Regions from separate parts of the Homo sapiens genome. Here region 2 is linked to region 1. A link is a contact called in ENCODE POLR2A ChIA-PET data. All regions are on one chromosome and are shown on one strand. Each heading gives the region's core, a stretch centred on a gene start or an enhancer-like site at or near the end of the contact. The rest is flanking DNA. Distances are from core to core; before and after follow the strand shown. Region 1 overlaps ASH1L (ASH1 like histone lysine methyltransferase). Region 2 overlaps GON4L (gon-4 like).

Region 1 (3,854 bases), core at 774-3,273:
GAGACAGGGTCTTGCTGCCCATGCTGGAGGGGCAGTGGCATTGCTCATTGTAGCCCCAAACTCCTGGACTCAAGCAATCTTCCTGCCTTAGCCTCCTTTTGTTTATTTTAATAAAAAAAAATTATTTTTGTAGAGATGGGGTCTTGCTGTTTTGCCCAAGCTGGTCTTGAACTTCTGACCTCAATGATTCTCCTTCCTTGGCCTCCCAAAGTGATGGGATTACAGGTGTAAGCCACTGTGTTGGCCACAACTGATTTTGGCATGTAGGTTTTGTATCCTGCAACTTTGCTGAATTCATTTATTAGCTTGAACAATTTGTTGATGTTTTAGGGTTTTCTACATATAAAACTGTGTCGTCTGCCAACAGAGATAATTCAGTATTTTAATATATGCCTCAGGTATTTCTTACATTCCAGCAGATTTGGGAAACACTAGGTTTACTTACTGTGAAATGAGAGTAGGTTATTTTCTGTTCAGTGAGTTAGCTACTGAAAATAGTGTTCTTTTGTCTACTGAAATATTATATATAATTTTTTTCATATTTTTAAAATTATAAACTCCCAATGGCCATTACTGAATAGGTTACATACAGTGTTTTGAATGTGGTCAAGCAACCTCTTTAGTGGTCCTTACCGGTAGAAGAACTTAAACAACTAGTATACTGAAAGTAGTAGTTGCTGGTACTATAGCAGGAAGACAAAAGAAGAGGAAAACAGAACGATAGAAGGCAGTGTAAGAAACAAGAGGAAAGGATGATGATAAAGTGCCATCAGGCTACCTCAAAGGATAAAGTTTTCTGTCCATAATCCATGCTAGTATAGTATGTAGGCTAATCTCCGAGTTATATTGATATATATGTATATATAGATTGGTGCAAAAGTAATTGCAGTTTTGGGCCATGCATTTTTTTTTTTTTTTTTTTTTTTAAGGCAGAGTCTCCTTTTGTTGCCTAGGCTGGAGTGGAGTGCAGTGGCTTGATCTCGGCTCACTGCAGCCTCCGCCTCCTGGGTTAAGGCAATTCTCTTGCCTCAGCCTCCTGAGTAGCTGGGATTACAGGTGCTTGCCACCATACCTGGCTAATTTTTGTATTTTTAGTAGAGATGAGGTTTCACCATGTTGGCCAGGATGGTCTCGAATTCCTGACCTCAGGTGATTCGCCTGCCTCAGTCTTCCAAAGTGCTGGGATTATAGGAGTGAGTCCCTGTGTCCGGCCATTGACCATGAATTTTAAATCATCATAACTAGGCTCAAACACATCTTTATTAATCAAAATAGGAACCATTACAATAAAAGTTTGTGCCAAAAAGAAATCAGTTTGTTTAATCCTGTAGCATAAAAATCTGTGCTTCTGGATTCAACAAACTCTTGGGAAGGATTTTACGCATCCTGCTGGTTGTGGAAGCTGTTTCCCTGCAAAAAATTGTTGAGATGCTTGAAGAAGTGGTAGCTGGTTGACGAGAGGTCGGTTGAATATGTCAGGTGAGGCAAAACTTAGTAGTCCAATTCGTCCAACTTTTGAAGCATTGATTGTGTGACATGTAGTCAGGCGTTGTCCTGGAGAAGAATTGGGCTCTTTTTGTTGATCAGTGCTGGCGGCAGGCATTGCAGTTTTTGGTACATCTCATCAATTTGCTGAGCATACGTCTCAGGTGTAATGGTTTCGCTGGCATTTGGAAAGGTATAGTGGATCAGACTGGCAGCAGACCACCAAACGGTGACCATGACCTTTTTTGGTGCAAGTTTGGCTTTGAAAAGTGCTTTGGAGCTTCTTCTGGGTCCAACCACTGATCTGGTTGTTGCCGGTTGTGATATAAAATCCACTTTTTGTCACACATCACAGTCTGAGAAATTTTTCCTTGTTGGTGTGTAAAATGCCGAATGACTGTAGAATGGTTGAAGTTGCCGAGTTCCTCGGCAACTTCTCGTGTAGTTAAAAGAGGATCAGTTTCGATGATTGCTCTCAGTTGTTGTGAGCTTCTGACAGCCAGCCACTGTGCTTCTTATCTTCAAGGCTCTTACCTCCTTTGCAAAACTTCCTGAACCACCGCTGTACTGTACATTCATTAGCAGTTCCTGGGCCAAATGCGTTGTTGATGTTGCAAATCGTCTCCACTGCTTTATGACCCATTTTAAACCCAAATAAGAAGATCGCTTGAATTTGCTTTTAGTCTAACATTTCCATAGTCTAAAATAAATATAAATATAAATATAAAATAAACAGCAAGTAATCATTAGCAAAAAAACATAAAGTGAGAAATGCGCATTAAAATGATATATAACATAACCACATTTAAGAACGTATTCCAATATCAAGTGGCAAATTTCAACAGTGCAAAAACTGTAGTTACTTTTACACCAGTATTACCTGTTTTATTTATAGTTTATAACAATTATATAGTTTTAAAAAATAAATGTGTGTATATGTATGTATATCCGTATATATAAACTGTGGTAGGCTGCATATAACCTGAACTTTTTCCATTTTAACCATTTGTAAGTGTATAATTTTGTGGCATTAGGTAGATGCACTTTTTGTGCGACCATGCCCACCCACCAGCTCTGGATCTTTTTTTGACATTTTCCAGCTGACACTCTATTAACTCTTCATTCTCCCTCCTGCAGCCCCTAGCGAAACCACTATTCTACTTTCTGTCTTTGAATTTGACTACTGTAATTACCACATATAAGTAGAATCATACAATATTTGTCCTTAGGTAACTGCCTTATTTCCCTTAGCATAATGTCCTCAAGGTTGTCCATCTTGGAGTATGTCAGAGTTGCTTTCGTTTTTAAGGCTGAATAATATTCCAGTGTATGTATATACCAAATTTTGTTCATTCTATGGATATGTCAGATTCAGAAGCTGTTTGTGAATTTTTAGGTTAATGTGATTGTCAACTATTAATTTCTAGATTTGTTCAGCTATTACTTTTCTGGGTAGTATTTTACTAGATAAGTTAATCTAGTCCATCTATGGATGGCCACTGGTATTGCTTCCAGCTTTTAACAGTTGTGACTAATGCTGAACATGTGTGTAGAAATATCTGAGTCCCTGCTTTCACATCTTTTGGGTATGTATATATGTGGAAGTGGAATTTTTGGTCGTATTGCAATTTTTTTGGTAAGAGATTGGGTGTCGCTGTGTCACCCAGGCTGGACATTGTAATTCTTTTTTTTTTTTTTTTTTGATACAGGATCTCACTCCTGTTGCCCTGGCTGGAGTGCAGTGGCATAATCACAGCTCACTGCAGCCTTGACCTCCTGGGCTCAGATGATTCTGCCATCTCAGCCTCTTGAGTAGACCGGCTACAGGCATGCACAACCACTCCTGGCTCATTTTTTGTATTTTTAGTAGACATGGGGGTTTCACCATGTTGCCCAGGCTGATCTTGAACTCCTGGACAGGCTGGACAGTCTGTCTGTCTCAGCCTCCCAAAGTGCTAGGATTTACATGTGAGCCACTGTGCCTGGCTGGGGCATTATAATTCTATGTTTAATTTTTTGAAAGAATTACCATACTGTTTTCCACAGGGGCTGTACAATTTTACATTCCCACCAGGAACTCACAAGTATTCTGGTTCTTCCACATCCTCGGTAACAGTTATTCTGTATTTTTAAAAAATTATAGCCATCCTAATGTGTAGGAGTTACTCATTATATTTATAATTTATTATTATATATCTATAGTTTTGTTTGTTTGAGACAGCATCTTGCTATTGCCTAGGTTGGAGTGCAGTGATGTGATTAGGCTCACTGTAGCCTTGACCTTGACCTCCTGGGCTCAAGCAATCCTACCGCCTCAGCCTCCCAAGAAGCCGCGGCTACAGGTGTGTGCCACCACACTTCTAATATTT
Region 2 (3,854 bases), core at 349-2,848, 250 kb before region 1:
GGCCAGAAACTGGAGGAGAGAAGAATGGGCCAGAAGAAGAGGAAGAAGAGGACTTTGATGACCTCACCCAAGATGAGGAAGATGAAATGTCATCAGCTTCTGAGGAATCTGTGCTTTCTGTCCCAGAACTCCAGGTGAGAGCTGGAGAATATTCTCAAGTATTTCGTGGACTCAGTAATATGTATCACTTATTGATATGCCACCTGCTTGCTTGCTGCACTATGGATAGTCCTAAAATCATTTGTATTTGATTTGTGAATGCATTATGGGACATGATTGTGGAGTTGAGGTGAAATGAGATGGAAAGGATGAAATTTTACTTATTATATTAAACTCGTTTACACATTAAATTGAATCACCTGACCATACTTTAAATGCCTTAAAAAATAGTAATAGGCTGGGCTTGGTGGCTCACTCCTGTAGTCCCAGCACTTTGGGAGGCTGAGGTGGGTGGATCACAAGGCCAGGAGTTTCAGACTGGCCTGGCCGACGTGGTAAAACCCCATCTATATTAAAAATAACAAAAATTAGCCAGGCATGGTGGCGGACACCTGTAATCCCTGCTGCTTGGGAGGCAGAGGCAGGAGAATTGCTTGAGCCCGAGAGACAGAGGTTGCAGTGAGCCGAGATCACGTCATTGCTCTCCAGCCTGGGCAACAGAGCAAGGCTCTGTCTCAAAAAAAAAAAAAAAAAAAAAAAAAAAAAAATAGTAAATAACTGGGCACGGTGGCTCACGCCTATAAATCCCAGCACTTTGGGAGGCCAAGGCGGGCAGATCACCTGAGGTCGGGAGTTCAAAACCAGCCTGACCAACATGAAGAAACTCCATCCCTACTAAAAATACAAAATTAGCTGGGCGTAGTGGCACATGCCTGTAATCCCAGCTACTCAGGAAGTTGAGGCAGGAGAATTGCTTGAACCGGGGAGGCAGAGGTTGCGGTGAGCCACGATTGCACCATCTCACTCCAGCCTGAAAACTATCTTCAGGTTACAGAAGTTTGTAAAAGGGAACTTCTTCCCCTCTCCTGCTGTCAGGCCGAATGTCAGCTATCACTGGGATTTCTTTTTTTTGTCTTGTTTTGTGTGTGGTTTTTTCTGTGTTTTTTTTTTGTTTGTTTTTGTTTTTGTTTTGAGATGGAGTCTTACTCTGTCTCCCGGATTGGAGTGCAGTGGCATAATTTCAGCTCACTGCAACCTCCACCTCCCGGGTTCAAGCAATTCTCATGCCTCAACCTCCCAAGTAGCTGGGATTACAGGCATGTACCACCATGCCTGACTAATTTCTGTATTTTTAGTAGAGACGTGGTTTCATCATGTTGGCGAGGCTGGTCCTGAACTCCTGGCCTCAAGTGATCCACCCACCTCGGCCTCCCAAAGTGTCAGGATTACAGGCGTGAGCCACTGTACCTGGCCCATTGCTGGGATTTCATAACTCAAGGAATTCCCCTCAGGACAGCTGTAGTGGGCTCCCCATTGTTTAACTTCAGATTATCCTGATATAGCTTTGTGTTGTTTGCAATTCATGAGCCACTAAGAGCCATTATAAGTACTCTTTGGAGGGTTTTACAGGAAACAATGGAGAAACTGACTTGGCTGGCATCTGAAAGGCGCATGAGTCAGGAGGGTGAGTCTGAAGAAGAGAATTCTCAGGAGGAGAACTCTGAGCCAGAAGAAGAGGAGGAAGAAGAAGCAGAAGGAATGGAAAGCCTGCAGAAAGAGGATGAAATGACGGATGAAGCAGTTGGAGACTCTGCTGAGAAGCCTCCTACTTTTGCTTCACCTGAGACTGCTCCAGAAGTGGAGACCAGCAGAACTCCACCAGGTGAGCTAGGCAAACCTATACTGAAGGACCATTCTCACTTAACCTCATTGTCTAGAGGACAGTGTGCAGGGTGGGTAGCTTATAAACCAGGTGGAGGATTTCCAGAGGAAACCCTCTGGATCTCTTCTGCAACACCCCTCCCCCAAAACATGTTTAATGTGGTATCTTTGTGGAGAACAGATACTCAGAAATTTTTAATTCAATTCTCATCCGTTGCTAGATTTATATTAGCTTCGTTCACTTTCTTTCTTTTTTTTATTTTTTTATTTTTTTTTTGAGACGGAGTCTTGCTCTGTCGCCCAGGCTGGAGTGCAGTGGTGCGATCTTGGCTCACTGCAACCTCTGCCTCCCAGGTTCAAGCGATTCTCCTGCCTCACCCTCCTGAGTAGCTGGGATTACAGGCATCTGCCCCCACACCCAGCTAATTTTTGTATTTTTAGTAGAGATGGGGTTTTACCATGTTGGTCAGGCTGGTATCGAACTCCTAACCTTATGATCCACCCGCCTCGGCCTCCCAGAGTGCTGGGATTACAGGCGTGAGCCACTGTGCCTGGCAGTTCACTTTGTTAAACTGATTGTTACCTTATCTGTCATGTGTGGGGCTAAGACCCATGTTTATTTCAGAAAACACTGCTTGTTCCTCATCAAGACATAGTCTCTCAAAAGCACTACAGAAGCCACACTTGCTCTTTAGACTTCCTTTCTCAATATGAAGTAGCTGATTATCTTGTTGTCATCCCAATTAAGGCAGTTACACTGCAGACTCTGCGTAGAACTGACTTGACGGACTTAGTTCTCATACCATTTTCCCAAAAACCTTTTCCTTGAATTGCTCCATAATATTGAATAGGATTTGGCTGGGGTGGTGCATGTGGTGGAATGGGAAGAACACAGGTTGCAGGGACAGGGAAACAATCCTTTTCATGTGTGCTACAAGGAGAGAGCATCAAAGCTGCTGGAAAAGGCCGGAACAATCATCGAGCTCGCAACAAGCGGGGAAGTCGGGCTCGGGCCAGCAAGGACACCTCCAAGCTGCTGTTGCTGTATGATGAGGACATTCTCGAGCGAGATCCACTCAGGGAGCAGAAGGACTTGGCCTTTGCCCAAGCTTATCTGACCAGGGTAGGCAAATGCTGCTTCCTGTTATTGCCAGTCTCTATGAATGTGGCTGCTTCTTCAAGGGAGATGTTTTTCAACATAAAGTCTGTTTTTCAGGCTATGCAACAGGCTTCATATTCCTCTATCTTGGCTTTTCTGGCAAAAGATCTCTGTGACAGAACCACAAGGAGACATAGAATTCAATCATAAGTATGTTTATTGTTAGTACCCTGCCATCATCCTTCTGTTGACCAGAGATTGGCAGAAAGATGATACCACCATCATCAGTGGGAGGTTGTGACTTTACTGGGTGCGCTGATAAGGACCTTTATAGAACCTTTGGCTTGAGAAGAAAGATAGTGGGTACACTGGCCAGCAAGTGGATTTCAGGAAAATACATTGCTCTTAAGACATGAACCAGCTGGGCGTGGTGGCTGACACCTATAATCCCAGCACTTTGGGAGGCCGAGGTGGGTGGATCACCTGAGGTCAGGAGTTAGAGACCAGCCTGACCAACATGGTGAAACCCTGTCTCTACTAAAATACAAAAATTAGCCGGGTGTGGTGGTGGGCGCCTGTAATCCTAGCTACGGGGGAGGCTGAGGCACAAGAATCACTTGAACCTGGGAGACGGAGTTTGCAGTGAGCCGAGATCGCACCACTGCACTCCAGCCTTGGTGACAGGGCGACACTCTGTCTCAAAAAAAAAAAAAAAATGAACCAGGCTGGGCGCTGTGGCCCTTGCATATAATGCCAGCACTTTGGGAGGCTGGGGTAGGAGGATCCTTGAGTCCAGGAGTTCAAGACAAGACAAGCCTGGGCAACACAGGAGACCTCCATCTCTACAAAAATAAAAAAAAAATAGTGAGCTAAGCATGGTGGTGCATGCCTGTGGTCCTAGGTACTTTGGGAGTCTGAGGTGGGAGGATCACTT

Evidence for each region. ChIA-PET counts read pairs that join two places held with the same protein, here RNA polymerase II (POLR2A).
Region 2: POLR2A ChIA-PET joins it to region 1 with 12 read pairs in AG04449. The contact joins two enhancer-like sites. POLR2A ChIA-PET finds 5 or more read pairs at or near these places in 4 of 52 experiments (A673, AG04449, B cell and 1 more).

The regions. Positions count from the first base shown.
Region 1 is chr1:155,512,905-155,516,758 of GRCh38, reverse strand. All of the region lies in intron 2 of ASH1L (ASH1 like histone lysine methyltransferase), which reads left to right. Among named protein-coding and RNA genes, the nearest start is that of ASH1L-AS1, 47 kb to the left of the region's middle. RefSeq lists an enhancer at 1,268-1,767. Within about 2 kb of position 2,023, at least 3 of the 41 ENCODE cell types and tissues checked have a DNase peak (open chromatin) inside an H3K27ac peak, as active enhancers do.
Region 2 is chr1:155,761,280-155,765,133 of GRCh38, reverse strand. It overlaps GON4L (gon-4 like), which reads left to right. Exons shown (of 32, transcript NM_001282860.2): 21 at 1-134; 22 at 1,570-1,822; 23 at 2,760-2,944. Among named protein-coding and RNA genes, the nearest start is that of DAP3, 74 kb to the right of the region's middle. Within about 2 kb of position 1,598, at least 4 of the 41 ENCODE cell types and tissues checked have a DNase peak (open chromatin) inside an H3K27ac peak, as active enhancers do.